Linked DNA regions of Homo sapiens: region 2 is linked to region 1. Evidence: chromatin loops called from intact Hi-C (ENCODE). Cell type or tissue: Panc1. All regions are shown on one strand.

What was found. Peaks named below come from ENCODE experiments on the same cell type or tissue, not always from the same donor. Only the 100,000 strongest peaks of a DNase experiment are listed, where the experiment ranks them.
Region 2: a loop joins it to region 1, with 3 times the contacts of the local background. A loop is called at or near these places in 26 of 110 quality-filtered maps.

Annotation. Positions count from the first base shown.
Region 1 is chr19:32,568,338-32,572,337 of GRCh38, forward strand. No RefSeq gene overlaps it. Among named protein-coding and RNA genes, the nearest start is that of PDCD5, 11 kb to the right of the region's middle. In Panc1, a CTCF peak has its summit at 2,073 (motif pointing left); a DNase peak (open chromatin) is centred at 2,054; H3K4me3 peaks cover 719 bases.
Region 2 is chr19:32,316,674-32,320,673 of GRCh38, forward strand. It overlaps LOC124904688 (a long non-coding RNA gene), which reads right to left and starts at 2,737. Exons shown (of 2, transcript XR_007067224.1): 1 at 2,328-2,737. In Panc1, CTCF peaks have their summits at 2,392, 2,592, 2,791 and 3,896; no DNase peak of the experiment used is centred here.

The DNA of each region.
Region 1 (4,000 bases):
CCTCATGATCCGCCCGCCTCAGCCTCCCAAAGTGCTGGGATTACAGGCATGAGCCACCGCGCCCGGCCAGGATGTTTTTAAGGACAGGTGAAAGTCCTCCTAATTTTATTTGAGGAGAGGAAGGTCTTCCTCATCTCCTTTGAGGTTGGTTCTCTTTGGATGAGGCAGGTGGAGGCTACGATGAAATTTCATCTTGGCCCCCAATCATACAGGACCCCTGTCGGCATCAAGTTCCCCAGAATTAAGACCCAGAACTGAGAGTTATCCCAAGGCCCATGGGGTCATAAACAGCCAGGAATGAAAAAAAATTTATTGGTGCCAAACTGTAGAGAAAAAAAATGCAAAGTCAAGATGAATACACTTGATGAAACTCAAATTGAAGCCCTTGTGTTATCATTTATTATTTATATATATGCATTATATTGGATGTGGAATGGGGTGCATTTCTGTATATTTAACGTTTTATGTAATGGGTGCTCCAAAACTAAAGGAGCCCAGGAGGCTCTTAAAATAGCCCGCTTCCTGTTAGCCAGCAAACTTTCATGTCTTTTCCTTTCTTTTCTTTTCTTTTTTTTTTTTTTCTGAGACAGGATGTCACTCTGTCTCCCAGGCTGGTGTGCAGTGGCACAATCATAGCTCACTGCAGCCTTGAACTCCTGGGCACACCACAATTCCTGGCTTATTTTTTAATTTTTTTGCAGAGACGGGGGGGGTGGGTCTCATTATGTTGCCTAGGCTGGTCTCGAACTCTTGGCTTCAAGCAATCCTGTCATTTCAGCCTCCCAAGTAGCTGGGACTACAGATGCAAGCCACTGCCCAGCTTATTTATTATTGTGACAGAGTCTCACTCTGTTGCTCAGGCTGGAGAGCAGAGGCATGATCATAGCCACTGCAGCCTCAACCTCTTGGGCTCAAGGGATCCTCCTGCCTCAGCCTCCTTGAATAGCTGGGACTACAGGCACATACCACCATGCCTAATTTTTTTTTATTTTTTTGTGCAGACAAGGGTCTCTCTATGTTGCCCAGGCTGGTCTTGAACTCTTGGCCTCAAGCAATCCTCCTGCTTCAGCCCCCTAAGTGCTGGGATTACAGGTGCGAGCCACCATGCACAGCCAGTCTGTGGCTTTCTAGCCATGACAAGGAAGTCCTGACGAGATAATATAGCCATCTCCTCACCCTCCTGTATGGCCATCTCATGGTGAAGAAAGCTGTTATCCCAGCAAGTGGCCACAAAAGCTTGGACGGAGCTCCTTCTCAAGTAAAAGACTATAACTAGTTTTCAATGAGAAGCTTTCTTTTTCTTTTTCTTTTCTTTTTTTTTTTTTTTTTTTTGAGACAGAGTCTTGCTCTGTCACCCAGGCTGGAGTGTACAGTGGCGCGCGATCTTGGCTCACTGCAACCTCCCCCCTTCCAGTTTCAAGTGATCCTCCTGCCTCAGCCTCCCGAGTAGCTGGGACTACAGGCACCCACCACCACACTCTGCTATTTTTGTATTTTTTTTAGTAGAGATGGGGTTTCACCATGTTGGCCAGGCTGGTCTCGAACTCCTGATCTCAGGTGATCCGCCCCCCTCGGCCTCCCAAAGAGCTGGGATTATAAGCATGAGCCACTGCACCCGGCCAGATTTATTTTTTAATGGACCACACTCTGCTTCTGCTCCTTGCATTTCAGTGAGTTCCACGGCACCGTTTCCATGATATCACGACTGATCCATGCAGGATCACGGCTAATAAATGGCTCTAAAACAACCTGTGAAGACATAACCATTAAGTGTGCCAGGTACCAATCTGCAATTCCACATGCTGCACATACAGCTCTGAAGCGCACGCTCCCCACAAGCCCGCCGTGGCTTTCTCAGAGGATCGGGCATATGGAACCATAATGGAGCATAAATTTACAGCAACAGAGATGGACGAGGGAGATTAAAGCTTCATCTGTAAGGACATACTGCATGGCAAAAAAAAAAAAAAGAAAAAAGAAAGAAAGAAAAAAGAAAACAACAGTTATTGTAGTTTCTGCTTTGTAGTATAATGAGAAACTCAGTCGCTTTTGATAGAGTGTGGGCTCCCTCTGCTGCTTGCAGGAGACACCAGGACTCCGGGCATTTGGGGTTCCTTGGAGATCAGCGCAGAGGAGGTGGCCTGAAGTGGGAAGAGAAAGATGGGGCTGAGCGTTGCAGACGGACCGACTGGTTCTGCAGGCTCTGACCCTGTGGGCTTCTCAGAGTAATTATGCTGCTGCTGCACCAAGAAGCAAGAAATGGAAATAACAGAAAAACGCAAAGAAACTGTAAGATGCACTGGCCAGATCACCTGTGTGCACAGAGGAATGCATCACGGAAGCAATGCAGCCTGCCCAGAGCAGCTTCTCCTTCCCTCCCTCCCTCCCTTCCTGTTTAAATTTTTGCAGAGATGGGGTCTCGTTATGTTGCCCAGGCTGGTCTGGAACTCCTGGCTTAAAGCAATCCTCCCGCCTCAGCCTCTCGAGTAGCTGGGACTACAAGTGCAAGCCACTGCTCTTCCTTCCTTCCTTCCTTCCTTCTTTCCCTTCCTCCCTTCCTTTCTTCTCCTTTCGTCCCTCCCTCCCTTCCTTCCTTTTCCCTCCATCCCTGCCTCCCTCCTTCCCTCCCTTCCTACCTACCAACCTTCCTTCCTTCCTCCTTCCTTGTTTCCTCCCTCCTTCCCTCCCTCCCTCATTCATTTCCCAGTCACAAGGTAGGACTGCACTTCCCCACCCGCTTTGATGTTAGGCATAGTCACATGATTCACTTTGGCCAACACAATATAAAGAAAAATGATGGGTATCATCTCTGGCTGGAAACTTAAAGGGACAGGTCGGGTGCGGTGGCTCATGGCTGTAATCCTAGCACTTTGGGAGGCCAAGGCGGGTGGATGACTTGAGGTCAGGAGTTCGAGACCAGCCTGGCCAACATGGTGAAACCCCATCTCTACTAAAAATACAAAAATTAGCTGGGTGCAGTGACACGTGCCTGTAATCCCAGCTACTCAGGAGGCTGAGGCAGGAGAATCGCTTGAACCCAGGAGGCAGAGGATGCAGTGAGCTGAGATTGAGAGGTGACAGCATGCTGGCAGTCCTCAGAGCCCTCGCTTGCTCTCGGAGCCTCCTCTGCCTGGGTTCCCACTTTGGCGGCACTTGAGGGGCCCTTCGGCCCGCCGCTGCACTGTGAGAGCCCCTTTCTGGGCTGGCCAAGGCCAGAGCCAGCTCCCTCAGTTTGCAGGGAGGTGTGGAGGGAGAGGCGCGAGCAGGAACCGGGGCTGCGCGCAGCGCTTGCGGGCCAGCTGGAGTTCTGGGTGGGCGTGGGCTTGGCGGGCCCCGCACTCGGAGCAGCCGGCCAGCCCTGCCGGCCCCGGGCAATGAGGGACTTAGCACCCGGGCCAGTGGCTGCGGAGGGTGTACTGGGTCCCCCAGCAGTGCCGGCCCACCGGCGCGGTGCTCGGGACCTGCAGTCTTAGCTGCCTTCCCACGGGGCAGGGCTCGGGACCTGCAGCCTGCCATGTCTGAGCCTCCCACCCCCTCCATGGGCTCCTGTGAGCCCGAGTCTCCCGGACGAGCACCACCCACTGCTCCAGGGCGCCCAGTCCCATCGACCACCCAAGGGCTGAGGAATGTGAGCGCACAGCGCAGGACTGGCAGGCAGCTCCACCTGCAGCCCCGGTGAGGGATCCACTGGGTGAAGCCAGCTGGGCTCCTGAGTCTGGTGGGGACGTGGAGAGTCTTTATATCTAGCTCAGGGATTGTAAATACACCAATCAGCACCCTGTGTTTAGCTCAAGGTTTGTGAGTGCACCAATCGACACTCTGTATCTGGCTGCTCTGGTGAGGACGTGGAGAACTTTTATGTCTAGCTCAGGGATTGTAAATACACCAATCGGCACTCTGTATCTAGCTCAAGGTTTGTAAACACACCAATCAGCACCCTGTGTTTAGCTCAAGGATTGTAAATACACCAATCGGCACTCTGTATCTAGCTCAAGGTTTG
Region 2 (4,000 bases), 250 kb before region 1:
ACCAGTAGTTCGAGACCAGCCTGGGCAACATAGTAAGACCCTGTCTCTACAAAAAATAATTTTTAAAAATTAGTTTTTAAAAAAGATAACTTCAGAAAGTTGTAAATTCTATTAAGAGAACACAACAGAATAGAGTGATTGAGAGATATTGGCAGGGTCACAGACGCCACTCCTATACCCTGGGTGTTTAGGAAAAGCCTCTCAGGATGTGACATTCAAGTGGGGTGCAGAGAAGCAAAAAAACTCAGGCTAACTCCTGGAGGATTTTGGCTTGAGCAACTCCAGTGAAAATGAATTATCAGTGTGTCAGGATGAATGATAAACCCTTTCCATTATTCTTGGGAGGGACACAAAGTATTCTTTTTGTTTTGTCGGGAGTTTAGGAGCCAACTCGTTAGAAATGTAAGCGGTGGCAACATTCCACTCTGCAACCTGAGAAATACTTGAGCTCTTCTTTGCATATGATGATTTTTAACCTATTTCTTCAGAAAAACAAACTCCAAGCAGAGGTTCGAAACAAATGCTGGCATAAGTGTCAACATCCACTTTGTGAAGGCTCAAAGGCAGGCCCTTTCTCTGCCAGAAATGTGTTTCTCATCTGCAAAGGGCAGGAGAGGCCTTAACCCAACTGTCTGGTTGATGATCCAGACTTCAAACTTAACCCAGTGGGTCTTGGAGCCAACTTAATAGAGAATGGAGTGTCTTTGTTGAAAACTCTAGTGTGTTTTGTGGAGGGGAGTGTGCAAAAGCCAGCTGAATGTGCAAGGGAGGGATGAGATTATAGAAGAGGCAAAATATCAAGGAAGAGAAACTGCAAACAGATTCGTGAGACTCGATTGGCTGCGTAGCAGCAAGTATCATTTCTGTGATTCCTGTAAAGGAATCACACGACGACTTCCAAGTGCATCTGCTTGCTGTGTGGATGGCCTCTAATGAGACACAGTTTCTAGCCAATTGGGTTTCACACCGCTCAGTGCCAGCTTGGCGATTTGTTTTGCATTAAACACTGCAGCCTGTTAACCTGGTGAGTAACTGTTCTGGATGGGCAGCCAGAATCCCTCACTGAACTGCCCTTTTTTCTTAAAAGAAAAAGAAAATGATGATGGTGGGGGTGGTGATGATGATGATGAAAATGCGATCAATCAGGTTACCATCTTAAAACTTGAATTCATTGAGTTAAAATGACCCAGATAATGGGCCTTTTAAAAATATTTTCGGCCGGGCGCGGTGGCTCACGCCTGTAATCCCAGCACTTTGGGAGGCCAAGGCGGGCGGATCACGAGGTCAGGAGATCGAGACCATCCTGGCTAACACGGTGAAACCCCGTCTCTACTAAAAATACAAAAAAATTAGCCGGGCGAGGTGGCGGGCGCCTGTAGTCCCAGCTACTCGGGAGGCTGAGGCAGGAGAATGGCGTGAACCCCAGGGGGCGGAGGCTGCAGTGAGCCGAGATTGCGCCACTGCACTCCAGCGTGGGCGACAGCGAGACTCCATCTCAAAAAAAAAAAAAAAAAAAAAAAAAAAAAAAAAAAAAAAATATTTTCTGGGCCAGGCACGGTGGCTCATGCCTGTAATCCCAGCACTTTGGGAGGCCGAGGCAGGTGGATCACTTGAGGTCAGGAGTTTGAGACCAGCCTGGCCAACATGGTGAAACCCTGTCTCTACTAAAAATACAAAAAATTAGACGGGTATGGTGGCAGGTGTCTGTAGTGTCAGCTACTCGGGAGGTGGAGGCAGGAGAATTGCTTGAACTCGAGAGGTAGAAGCTACAGTGAGCCGAAATTGTGCCACTGCATTCCAGCCTGGGCAACAGAGCAAGGATCCATCTCAAAAAAAAAATTCTGGAACATTCCAGGGTAGTGCTCAATCCTCAATCCATTTTTCAGCCTTTCTGTGCCCTCTGCTCTTGCTGGGAGAACTAGGCCTCTCCGTTTCTTTCATTTCAGTCTCAAGATAATTTAGAGTTCTGGAGTGCGCAACACACTTGGGAATTCGACCTGGAGGTGACTGAGCTGGGGCCTGGGGGCAGTGGAGGGGAGCAGTATAGGAACAAAGACATCAGACTTCATAAATCTCAACTGTAAATGTAAAAGTCCTCCTGTGTCTGACACCACCAGAATTGTAGGATTTTTCTTCTTTAGGTGACAAAAATGAACGGTCCCCAGCAGAAGCAGTCTGTCCATGGTCTCTTTCTCATTGGTCCAAATAAACTTAAAACCTTGTGCTAGGCCAAGAGTCTGGATCCCAAAGCACACTCACCAAGGCTCCATTTGAGCCCCCCATTTACCCTGAAAATACTGTGGTCACCCTCCCCGCATTCCTCCTACCTCTTTCCACAGCAGAAGGGAGGGGGTGTGTCAGCTGTGATACCATCAGCCACCAATGTGTGTCACCGCTCCTTCCACAATGGGACGCTTGCTGGGAAAAACAGCTCATTCTCAAGCCTCCTTCCCTCGAGGTCAGGGCAGGGCAATGGTGGGGATCAGTCTCTGCAGAAGAAGAATCTTGATTTTCTGGATTTCAGCTGCAACTTCTGCTTCAACAAGAACTATGTAGAGCCCATCAGAACTATTAGGCTGCTGAAATGAGTTGATGAAAGCTATGCCCCATCCACATGTGAAACTTACAGGGTGATAATAAAAGGTTTCCGTGGCAATGACAACAAATGTTTTGTTTCTTTGTTTGTTGCTTGTTTTTCTAGGCACTTCCACCAGGGGATGCAATGAATGTTTTTGACCTACAATGAAAAAAAAAAGTCTTCTTAGCTTGCAGAAGTCAGGAAAGATTGTGTGCACATGCATATGTGTTTGTAGGTGTTTGCATAGTGTACATTAAGTGTGAGGTGTGTGTGTGTGTGTCACTTTCAAAGTACCAGAAGCCAAATCATCTGTTGATTTTCTGACAAGGTACATGGTCCTTTTCAACTACCAAAAATAGAAAGATGACCATAAGCAGATGAATATTGTCAGAAAGCACACACCAGACAGCCCTGAGCATTTGATTCAGCTGACATTGGCAACTGTTCACAGTGAGTTTCTGCTCCCATCGTGGTCAAGACAATCCTCCAAGCACTGTGGCCCCTAAGGCCAAGCCCAGAAGTTGCAGGGCTCATTGGTTTGACACCAATATGTGCTGATTAAGAAGCTGCACCCTGGAGAACCACAAATTGTTTTAAGCATTTTGTGATCTAACATCTTTTTTTTTTGAGACAGGGTCTCACTCTGTCGCCCAGGCTGGAGTGCAGTGCTGTGATCATGACTCACTGCAGCCTCGATTCCCCTGGGTTCAAGCATTCCCTCCTACCTCATCCTCCCAAGTAGCTGGGAATACAGGCATGCACCGCCATGCCCAGTTATGTTTTTGGTTTGGGGTGGCTTTTTGGTTTTTCATTTTGTTTTTGTGGAGACAGGGTCTTGCTATGTTGCCCAGGCTGGTCTTAAACTTCTGGGCTGAAGCAATCCTCCAGCTTTGGCCTCTCAAAGTGCAGGGATTACAGGCATCAGCCACCACACCTCGCCTGTGATCTAACATCTTAAGATTTCAAGCAAATATGATTACTTTCCAAAAGAGAATACTTCCCCAGTGCTTCTCTCAAAGAACCCAGGGTTAGCAAGCCATTTGAGACTTGTTTGGTGAAGTGTTTGTGAGATGATTCCATAACATATAAAAGAAACTTAATCAAGGCAATATGAGGCTTTGTGAAAATTAACAGACAAATAACGGGGGCTCTAGAGTTCAATGCAGAGGACTGGGCTGTGGCCAGACTCCCAATTGCAAGAGGGTGACACACATCAGTACACAAAGAAGCAACCAGCAGGCAGGTCACGTCTGAAATACATAAACCCATGCTGTCCGTAATGCAATTCAAAGAACTTGTCGTGCTAGACCATTTTACATAAATATTTTCCAACATATTCAATCAGCCCCCTCAAATTGACACTGTCACCAACATCAAATCAATACTTCTTGGGAGGGAGGAATAAGTATCTTATCTAATAAT